Linked DNA regions of Homo sapiens: region 1 is linked to region 2. Evidence: read pairs that join two places in POLR2A ChIA-PET (ENCODE). Cell type or tissue: HCT116. All regions are shown on one strand. Region 1 holds the start of LOC105370913 (a long non-coding RNA gene). Region 2 overlaps CHRNA5 (cholinergic receptor nicotinic alpha 5 subunit).

Region 1 (5,000 bases), 150 kb after region 2:
ACAAAAATTAATTCAAGATGGATTAAAGACTTAAACGTTAGACCTAAAACCATAAAAACCCTAGAAGAAAACCTAGGCATTACCATTCAGGACATAGGCATGGGCAAGGACTTCATGTCTAAAACACCAAAAGCAATGGCAACAAAAGCCAAAATTGACAAATGGGATCTAATTAAACTAAAGAGCTTCTGCACAGCAAAAGAAACTACCATCAGAGTGAACAGGCAACCTACAAAATGGGAGAAAATTTTTGCAACCTACTCATCCAACAAAGAGCTAATATCCAGAATCTACAATGAACTCAAACAAATTTACAAGAAAAAAACAAACAACCCCATCAAAAAGTGGGCAAAGGACATGAACAGACACTTCTCAAAAGAAGACATTTATGCAGCCAAAAAACACATGAAAAAATGCTCATCGTCACTGGCCATCAGAGAAATGCAAATCAAAACCACAATGAGATACCATCTCACACCAGTTAGAATGGCAATCATTAAAAAGTCAGGAAACAACAGGTGTGGAGAGGATGTGAAGAAATAGGAACACTTTTACACTGTTGGTGGGACTGTAAAGTAGTTCAACCATTGTGGAAGTCAGTGTGGCGATTCCTCAGGGATCTAGAACTAGAAATACCATTTGACCCAGCCATCCCATTACTGGCTATATACCCAAAGGACTATAAATCATGCTGCTATAAAGACACATGCACATGTATGTTTACTGCGACATCATTCACAATAGCAAAGACTTGCAACCAACCCAAATGTCCAACAAGGATAGACTGGATTAAGAAAATGTGGCACATATACACCATGGAATACTATGCAGCCATAAAAAACGATGAGTTCATGTCCTTTGTAGGGACAAGGATGAAATTGGAAATCATCATTCTCAGTAAACTATCGCCAGAACGAAAAACCAAACACCGCATATTCTCACTCATAGGTGGGAATTGAACAATGAGAACACGTGGACACAGGAAGGGGAACATCACACTCTGGGGACTGTTGTGGGGTGGGGGGAGGGGGGAGGAATAGCATTGGGAGATATACCTAATGCTAGATGACAAGTTAGTGGGTGCAGCGCACCAGCATGGCACATGTATACATATGTAACTAACCTGCACATTGTGCACATGTACCCTAAAACTTAAAGATAATAATAATAAAAAAAAAGAAAAAATAGAAAAAAGCTTAGTTTGGTGTGGGAAAAGAAGCTCACAGGTTATGGAGCAAATCATGTAAGATTCAACCCTTGATCTCAGCCTAGTGTGGAATTCAAGTAACAAGCAATACACAGTGACATAACACAATTCTTGGTTTTCATGATTGCAAGTCATAGCCAAGTATCAAGTGAGAAATTCAGTTTCATTTGCAAGGCTTAGAGAGGCCAGGTGATTCTAGAAAAATAGGCCTTGTATATGCTTTAAACCAGTAAAGAGCTTTGAGTGCTTATTAAATTGAAAGCTTTGTGTTTTTATTAATTTTTTACTTTTTTTTTTTTTTGAGATGGAGTCTCAGTCTGTCACCCAGGCTGCAGTGCAGTGGTGTGACCTTGGCTCACTGCAACTTCGGCTTCCAGGTTCAAGTGATTCTCCTGCGTCAGTCTCCCGAGTAGCTGGGATTGCAGGTACCCATGACCACACCTGGCTAGTTTTTGTATTTTTAGTAGAGACGGGGTTTCACCATGTTGGCCAGGCTGGTCTTGAACTCCTGACCTAAGGTGATCCACCCGCCTAGGCCTCCCAAAGTGCTGGGATTACGGGAGTGAGCCACTGCACCCGGCACAAAAGCTTTGTGTTTTTAAAGATATTAGACATGTTTCTTATTTTTTAAAAAAAAAAATCTTAATAATGCAGGAAATTAAGAAAAACTTTTTCCAAAAAAAAGAATTCATTGTGATTATCTTATTGGAATGTTGGATAATATAGTCCACTTCATTAAACATCAAGCATGCTATGGATTTTCCATTTTTATAGGAGTTGTATCTCAATTGAAGTAACACTGGTAATTCTTGTACTTCATTTGAAGATGAAAAATGTAGGCCAAAATCATAGACCTTGCATAGAAGCTGGATAATGAAGACAGCTCTGGTGGAACACGTAGACATATGCACACTGATACACATATATAAAAAGTATAAGCACATATATTTTTTAAAGTTTATTTTTAAAGTTTTAAAGCTTTTAAAGCAAAAGCCGGCCCCTCCCCTCTCCTGGAGTGGGCGGCCCCTCCCTGCTCCTGGAGTAGGCAGGCCCCGCCCCTCTCCCCAAGTGGGCGGGACAGCAGTTGCATGGGCAGCTTTCCTTGTGATGCCACAGGTTCCTCTGGACACACTGCTGCCTGGCCACGCCTCCTTTCCCTTTCATCTTTCTCACTGACCAATGGGCTTGGAGCATTAAGGCCCCGCCCCATTCTGCATTACAGTGTGGCCCTGGTTACACCTCCTCTGGCTCAGTCACACAGCTGCCTGGTAGGTGACTGGAGGTGTTCGCTGATGTGGCCCTAACCCTGCCTCCCTCCCCACCCCACGATGTTAGAAGAAACTCAACAGAGGAAACTGGCCACAGCCAAGAAAAAAGTAAAACGCATCAGATCATGGCCCCCCCAACCCAGCCACAGATCCCCTTTGATGGCAAGACCACTGCCAGAGTCCATACCAGCCCTTAGGCACACCGGGCTGGGTCCCCCCACACTGGCACCTCTGTGCTCCCTCCAACCAAAGTCTTGTCAGTCAGTCCCGCCCCTTCAGCAAGCAGCTCAGGCCCTGCCCTCACCAATCACCCCAGGGTGACTTTGGGCGAGTGACTTCTGGGGCTCCCGGCTCCATACTCAGCCTTCACATCCTGCCACCCCAAGCCCGACCTCCCTGAGTTCTTTGGGCTCACCTCTCCAAGGACCTGGGTCCCCCAGCCCCAGGCCCCACCCTCACCAGTCATCCCTGGGTGACTTTGGGCTGGTGACTCCTCGGGCTTCCTGCTGCAGACTCTGCTCTCCCCTCCTGCTGACCCAAGCCCGACCTCCCTGGGCTCTTTGGGCTGGTGTCTCCGTGGACCTGGGTCCCAGCCCTACATCCCCCTGCTCCATTGTGAATCGGTGACTCAGCCATCACACTGATGTTGTTCCCTCCCTCCCCTAGGAGGAGTGGAATGTAGTGATGTCACAGTCCCCCCAGGAACTGTCATTACTGCTTCAAGACCGGCCTTTGATCTTACAACCCAGTCCCCTAAGCATTCTCACCCCATTTCTGGTTCCTGTGGTCACAGCACAAATTTCCAGCTGGAAGGGGAATGGGGACTATGGGACCTAGGGGCAAGAGGTTTCAGGCTGCCTTACTCCCTTCACATAGACATTGACAGCGTGAAAAGCCTACAATTCCCCCGTGAGCTCAAAACATTGACAGTATCTCTGGGTGGCAATGGGAGAACAGGTTTGGTTTGGTTTGGTTTGATTTTCTCCCAGGCTTCTACTCTCCAGAGAGACTTTAACATTATTTTCTCAGTTCTCCACCTCATATTCTAATTCTTCATGGTTCTGGGACCAGACTGCCCTTCAGTCAATGGTCGCTGGAGTGAGATTTGCTCATCTTCTGTGGAATAGATCTGGGGAAATTGAACTTGACAGCTTGAATCTTCCTCTTATCATCCCAATCTGGGGTACTTTGAGTGCCACAGGATAAGTGTGGGAGATCTTTCTGAAGCATCAATTTCCCTTGATTCCCTTGAGAGAGAAAAAGCATTAATGTACTTAGGGAAGACAGTCACATAGGTTTCTAAGAGTATACCAGACTTCTCTCTGAAATGAGACTTGGGTTGTCCTCTTTCTGATAAATTCTGAGATTTAACAAAAAAGCTGCCTTCTGCCATGAGGACACATTGATATAAAAGTTTAAGAGGTACTGGTGCACTTCTTCACACTAACAGACATGTGAGGATGTATGACTGTAACCCACACAGAGTGCAGTTCCTGTCTACTTAATGTTTACTTTTCTACCTCTGCCTCTGGTTTTGGTCCCTGGCAGCTGCTGATTCATGGCAAAACCCCAGAGCTTGGAGTCAGAAGACTGAGTTTAAGTTCCATTATTGCCCCTGCCCTTTTTTTTAGCTATAATATCCATCTCTCTCTGTCACTAAGTGATCGTGACAACACCTTGTAGTTGTTGGTGGCATTAAATCAGATGGTGTATAAGAGTATTTTGCAAAAACTGTAAAGGAGAATGTGGCTGTAGAGGCTGGAAGTTCTCACAAGTATTACTGCTCTTCTTTCCCACAGCTAAAAGAATATCAGCAGAGGAACAGCCCTGGTGTTCCAGCAGGAGCAAAGACAAAAAAGAAAAAAACTGGCAGTAGCCCTGAGACAACCACTTCTGGTGGCTGCCACTCACCTGGGGATGTGAGTCTTGGCTGGCCTGGCTCCTGGAGACGGGGGGCCCAAGGGGCAGTGGAGGGTAATTGTTGAGATTGCTGGGTACTGGTTAAGAATTCTGGGTTTGAATCCTGCCTCTCCATCTTCTAGAGATCTGATTTATGGCAAGTTGCTTGAGCTCTTTGGGCCTCTCTTTTCACTTCTGTAAAATAGGGGGAATATTGTTTGACTTCCATTTGTGAAGTTTAAATGAGATTCCTTATGGTTGTTTTTATGTTAACCCCTAGTATGTGGCCTGCTGTAAACACCCAGGATACCCAGGAAATGGTCATTGCTGTTTGATTTTCCTGATGCCCAGTCTCAAGGGGAAGCTGGGCCAATGAGTACAGCCACTTGCCATCAGGCTGTCCCTATAGGAGTCACTGAAGGGGGCCCAGGGTGTGGTGAGGAGAGCCCCAGACACCAGGAGTAAGAGAAGATCTAACTTGCCACCAGCTTGCTGGATGACCACAGAAAAATCACTTCTTCCTTTGGACCTCAGTTTCCTCCTCTGTAAGATGATACTGGATAAGATCAGTGTCTTTCAAACTTGTTTTTTAGCTGGAGTCCCCTTAGTTCAAGTGAACCCTTACT
Region 2 (5,000 bases):
AGCTCTGTAGTAGCATAAGCATAACTGTGATCCCCAAATCTAACCAGTCTTTGGCCATAGTATCCAAAACATTTTATATTTTGACTTTTTTTTTTTTTTTAACAACTTAGGTCCTTAAATAGATTTTTTTGAAGAAACAAGTTTCTTTTTAGTATATTTAATGGCACATGTTTCCTGATTTTTGAACGGGAATTCCTCATCTTCATTTTACATTGGGCCCTGTGAATTATTTAGCCAACCATGTTCACATTCTCACATATACATACATTTATTTATTTATTATTTGTTTGTTTGTTTGTTTGTTTGTTTGTTTTTTGAGACAGAGTCTCGCTCTGTTGGCCACGCTGGAGTGCAGTGGCACAATCTCGGCTCACTGCAACCTCTGTCTCCCGGGCTCAAGCAGTTCTCCTGCCTCAGCCTCCCAAGTAGCTGGGATTACAGGCGTGTGCCACCATGCCTGACTAATTTTTGTATTTTTTGTAGAGACAGGGTTTCACCATGTTGGCCAGGTTCGTCTCGAACTCCTTACCTCAGGTAATCTGTCCGCCTCAGCTTCCCAAAGTGCTGGGATTACAGACGTGAGCCACCGCCTATTTATTTTTTTTACTGATCTTGAAATAAACCTTTCTTGATTCTTTATCCTCAGTATCCCTATATCAGCATAACTTTTGGAAAGAGATCATTCCTGTCTTTGCACTCTGTCTTAAACATACTGCAGTTCATCTCTCTTCTCTTCCCATAGATGGCTTTTGTTAGATTCACCATTGACCTCACTGTTGCTAATCCAACACTCAGTTCTCAGCTGCCTCTCCATGTCTCATGAGTAGCATCAGTAGATTGGGAGGCTCAACCCTTCTTGCTGCATTTTCTTCATTTAGCTTCCAGGACAGCATGCTATCTGCTATCTTCGAGTTCTTCCTTCCTTATTCCCTAAAAAGCAGTTTTATACAAATGTATAGTTTTATACAAATATAGTAGCAAAGTATGTCAAAGCTAAATCAATCATTCAATATTTATATATTTTCATATTAAGATTATGACAGGCCAGGCACAGTGGCTCACAGCTGTGATCCCAGCACTATGGGAGGCTGAGGCGGGCAGATTGCTGAAGGTCAGAAGTTCAAGACCAGTCTGGCCAACATGGTGGAACCCCGTCTCTACTAAAAATACAAAAATTAGCCAGGCGTGGTGGTGGATACCTGTAGTCTCAGCTACTCGGGAGGCTGAGGTGGAGAATTGCTTGAATCCCAGTGGCAGAGGTTGCAATGAGCCGAGATTGCACCACTGCACTTCCAGCCTGGGAGACCAGGCAGGACTCCGTCTCAAAAAAAAAAAAAAAAAAAAAAAGATTATGCAAATTAAAGCAATTTTAACATTTATAATTGATAAATGAGCTTTGCTTTAGTATATCTGTTTTCTAGGTTTGGAATTTCAAGATAACTCCTGCCACCCTGGCAATTTAAAAGCTTTTATTATTTAGATTTGAAACTATTCTGTATTGAGTACTGAGTGTTTCTTAAGGAGCTCAGCATATTCCAATAGTCAGTCTGATTTAACTGAGACGTATCTGAACCAGAGTGTCCCTTATTCTATCAGAAATACTTACATTAATATTTCATTTTAAAAGCTGCATTAATAATAGCCTAAATTGTAGTTTGGTTCATTAATAATCTGAACTTTTTTTTTCCTTTTTTTTTTTGAGACAGAGTCTCTCTCCATGGCCCAGGTTGGAGTGCAGTGGCCCGATCTTGGCTCACTGCAACCTTTGCCTCCTGGGTTTGAACTTTTGTTTGAAAGTACAGGTATCTGGTGGGAGAGAAGCGAGTACATTAACTTTTAAAAATTTGTTATACAGGATTATCTGAACCTTCTTCTATTGCAAAACATGAAGATAGTTTGCTTAAGGATTTATTTCAAGACTACGAAAGATGGGTTCGTCCTGTGGAACACCTGAATGACAAAATAAAAATAAAATTTGGACTTGCAATATCTCAATTGGTGGATGTGGTAGGTGTGCATATCCTTCTATAGTCAATTTCCCACAGATTTAGTGAGAGCCTGGTGTGTGCCCAGGCACTGTGCTAGGCACCAAGGATTACAAAGGTGATTGAAGCAGTCCTTTGCCTGAAGGAACTCACCAGGGAAAAGTAGTGATTGTGTCACATACATGATAACACACTGTGTTTATATATTTTATAGTTTAGAAACTGTTTATCTCAATTTGGTAATTATAAGTCTATCTTTAACAAATTCAAAGATCTAAAACATTGTGTATTCCTTAAATGTGTTAAAAATAGTTTCAAAAAGTTAGCTTGAAAGGAGGGAAAAGAAAATAAATTTTTAAGTTTAAGAGAAAAAGTCCAAAAATAGAGTGATAGATTCTTAGGAACTAAAAGTATCACAAGAGATCATTATCTTGGGCTCACACTTAAAACATTTCAGAAATTTTTCTATATGACGTTCATTAGTAGAATAAGTTCCCTTGATAAATTGTACTTATTGTCAAGAGATCCTATCTATTTAAACTAAAACATTCATGCTAATTTTTAAACTAGTTTCTTCTTGTTCTGAACATGTAAATCAATAATTATTTCCCTGTTGTGTTCCCAAAATAACCAAGTATATGTATATTTATATATATGTATGTTTTAAAATAACATTTATAGATGTGCTTTATGTTCTGATTACAGAAGCAATGCGTGATTTTTGTAGAGAATTTGGAAAGTGCAAAAAATACAAATGAGAAAATAAAAAGTGACTGTAATTCTACTACCCGGAGATGACTAATGTTAATAATTAGTTGTGTTTCTTGCCAGTCTGTCTTTGTGTATATGTTACAAAATTGGAATAATATTTTAGAAATAATTTTGATTACTGCTTTTTCTCTACTATGACATGATGAACATTTTCTTATGTCATTACATACTCTCCAAATATAATTTTTAATAGTTACATATTTCATCTATAATTTAAGCATTCTCCCATTTTGAACAGAAGCTTGTTTCCAATTTTTCTTATTATAATTAACAATGATGAATATATTTGTACACAAATGCCTGAACGTCTCCTTTCCTTAAGAAAGGCAGTTAGTGAACCAAAGGATATACCTTTTTCAAAGTCTATTGCTATGTCATCTAATTGCTTCCAGAAAGGTTAATGAATATATGTGGACTGTGTGTGCTCAGCCCTTAGCTAGTCAATATGGGGAGATTTTAAATGAAAATAGGAAAGTGGAAAAGTAAGGTGGTAGCCAGGTGTGGTGGTTCATGCCTGTTATCCCAGCACTTTGGGAGGCCAAGGTGGGTGGATCACTTGAGGTCAGGAGTTCCAGACCAGCCTGGCCAATATAGCAAAACCTCATTTCTATCAAAAATACAAAAATTAGCTGGGCGGTGGTCCGTGCCTGTAATCCCAGCTACTCAGGAGGCTGAGACAGGAGAATCGTTTGAACCCTGGGAAGCAGAGGTTGCAGTGAGTTGAGATTGCACCACTGCACTCCAGCCTGGGCAACAGAGCAAGACTCTGTCTCAAAAAAAAAAAGAAAAGAAAAGAAAAAGTAAGGTGGGTGGGGCTTGCTCTCAAAGATCTTTCTGGTTGAGGTCATTGACACACAAATGGTGTAGAAAACTGTAGCACTAAATCATGATGCCAGAAAGAGCTGGGAATGCAGATCTTAATGAATGACCTTATCAAAGAAGGTAGGGTAGATGAGGTGGCACCCGAGCTGGCTTTGTAGGAAGTGTAGGGTTTCAACGTGGCAGAGAGGAAAAGTATTTAAGTACAAAGGAACAATATAGTTGTAGGTATATAAGTGATAACTGAGCCTTCCTGTACAGCTGTTTAGATCAAAAGATGAATGTTGGGAGCCCTGGCATACAGGAGTGGTCTGACTGGACGGTGGAGAAGGTGAGGAGAATCCCTGCATGCCACTTCGTCTTTACTCCTGCCATGTTTACTTCTTGGGAGAATTTTCCTACTGGCACTAGCCATTTATTATTCAAGGCCAAATTCATCTGTCAGACCCTTTGTGAAATCTTTCCAGAATCCATAAGACAGCCTCTCCTGTGTTCAAAATTTTTTTTTTTTTGCACTTTAATATGGTGCCCATTACACTCACTGGTACTCATGTGCTCTGGCATTTCATCTTCAAAGCTGGGTGAACTTTATTCCTTGTATCTGTCCCAGAACCTAGCACGGTATCTGGTACATAGTAAATGCTGAATGAGTGAGAGACCTGATAGGCAACAGACACGATCAAAGCAGTACTTTCAGAAGATCAGTAAAACAGTAATGTACATGGTTTTGAGGAGTGAAAGAGAGACTAGAAAATGAAAGGCAAGTTAGAAGACCACATACAAGAAGGAACAGGACTTGACCACTGAATATGGAGGGAGGCATCACATTTTGAAGCCTAGGTGATTAGAGTGGAAGAGTAACACATTTGAAAAATACTGTCGGCCGGGCACAGTGGCTCACGCCTGTAATCCCAGCACTTTGGGAGGCCGAGGCAGGTAGATCACAAGGTCAGGAGATTGAGACCATCCTGGCTAACACGGTGAAACCCCGTCTCTACTAAAAAATACAAAAAAATTAGCTGGGCATGGTGGCGGGCACCTGTAGTCCCAGCTACTCGGGAGGCCGAGGCAGGAGAATGGTGTGAACCTGGGAGGCGGAGCTTGCAGTGAGCCGAGATTGCGCCACTGCACTCCAGCCTGGGCGACAGAGCGAGACTCTGTCTCAAAAAAAAAAAAAAAGAAAAATACTCTTCATTGTTACGGGAGTAGGGCAGAGAAGATGATGAGTTTGATTGTGGTTTGAGGTGTTAATTCCAAAGAAAATGTTCACTAGCTTTTGGGAAGTCAAGACTGGCTCTGAGATGACAGATGAGAACAAGGATGTCCATCTGGAATTGCTGGCCTGGAGGAGACTGTTGAAAACTTTGATGAGTTTTCTTTGTTTTTGTTTTTGCCCTTGCCTCTCACCTCCCACTTTGATGAGTT

Evidence for each region. Peaks named below come from ENCODE experiments on the same cell type or tissue, not always from the same donor. Only the 100,000 strongest peaks of a DNase experiment are listed, where the experiment ranks them.
Region 1: POLR2A ChIA-PET joins it to region 2 with 7 read pairs; 3 of 35 experiments call an interaction of 5 or more read pairs at or near these places.

What each region holds. Positions count from the first base shown.
Region 1 is chr15:78,724,678-78,729,677 of GRCh38, forward strand. LOC105370913 (a long non-coding RNA gene) reads right to left here and starts at 4,237. Exons shown (of 3, transcript XR_932509.2): 1 at 2,935-4,237. It also overlaps the pseudogene LOC646934. RefSeq lists enhancers at 2,264-2,818, 2,819-3,372. In HCT116, no CTCF peak of the experiment used is centred here; a DNase peak (open chromatin) is centred at 2,344.
Region 2 is chr15:78,578,956-78,583,955 of GRCh38, forward strand. CHRNA5 (cholinergic receptor nicotinic alpha 5 subunit) reads left to right here. Exons shown (of 6, transcript NM_000745.4): 2 at 1,856-2,007. Among named protein-coding and RNA genes, the nearest start is that of CHRNA5, 16 kb to the left of the region's middle. In HCT116, no CTCF peak of the experiment used is centred here; no DNase peak of the experiment used is centred here.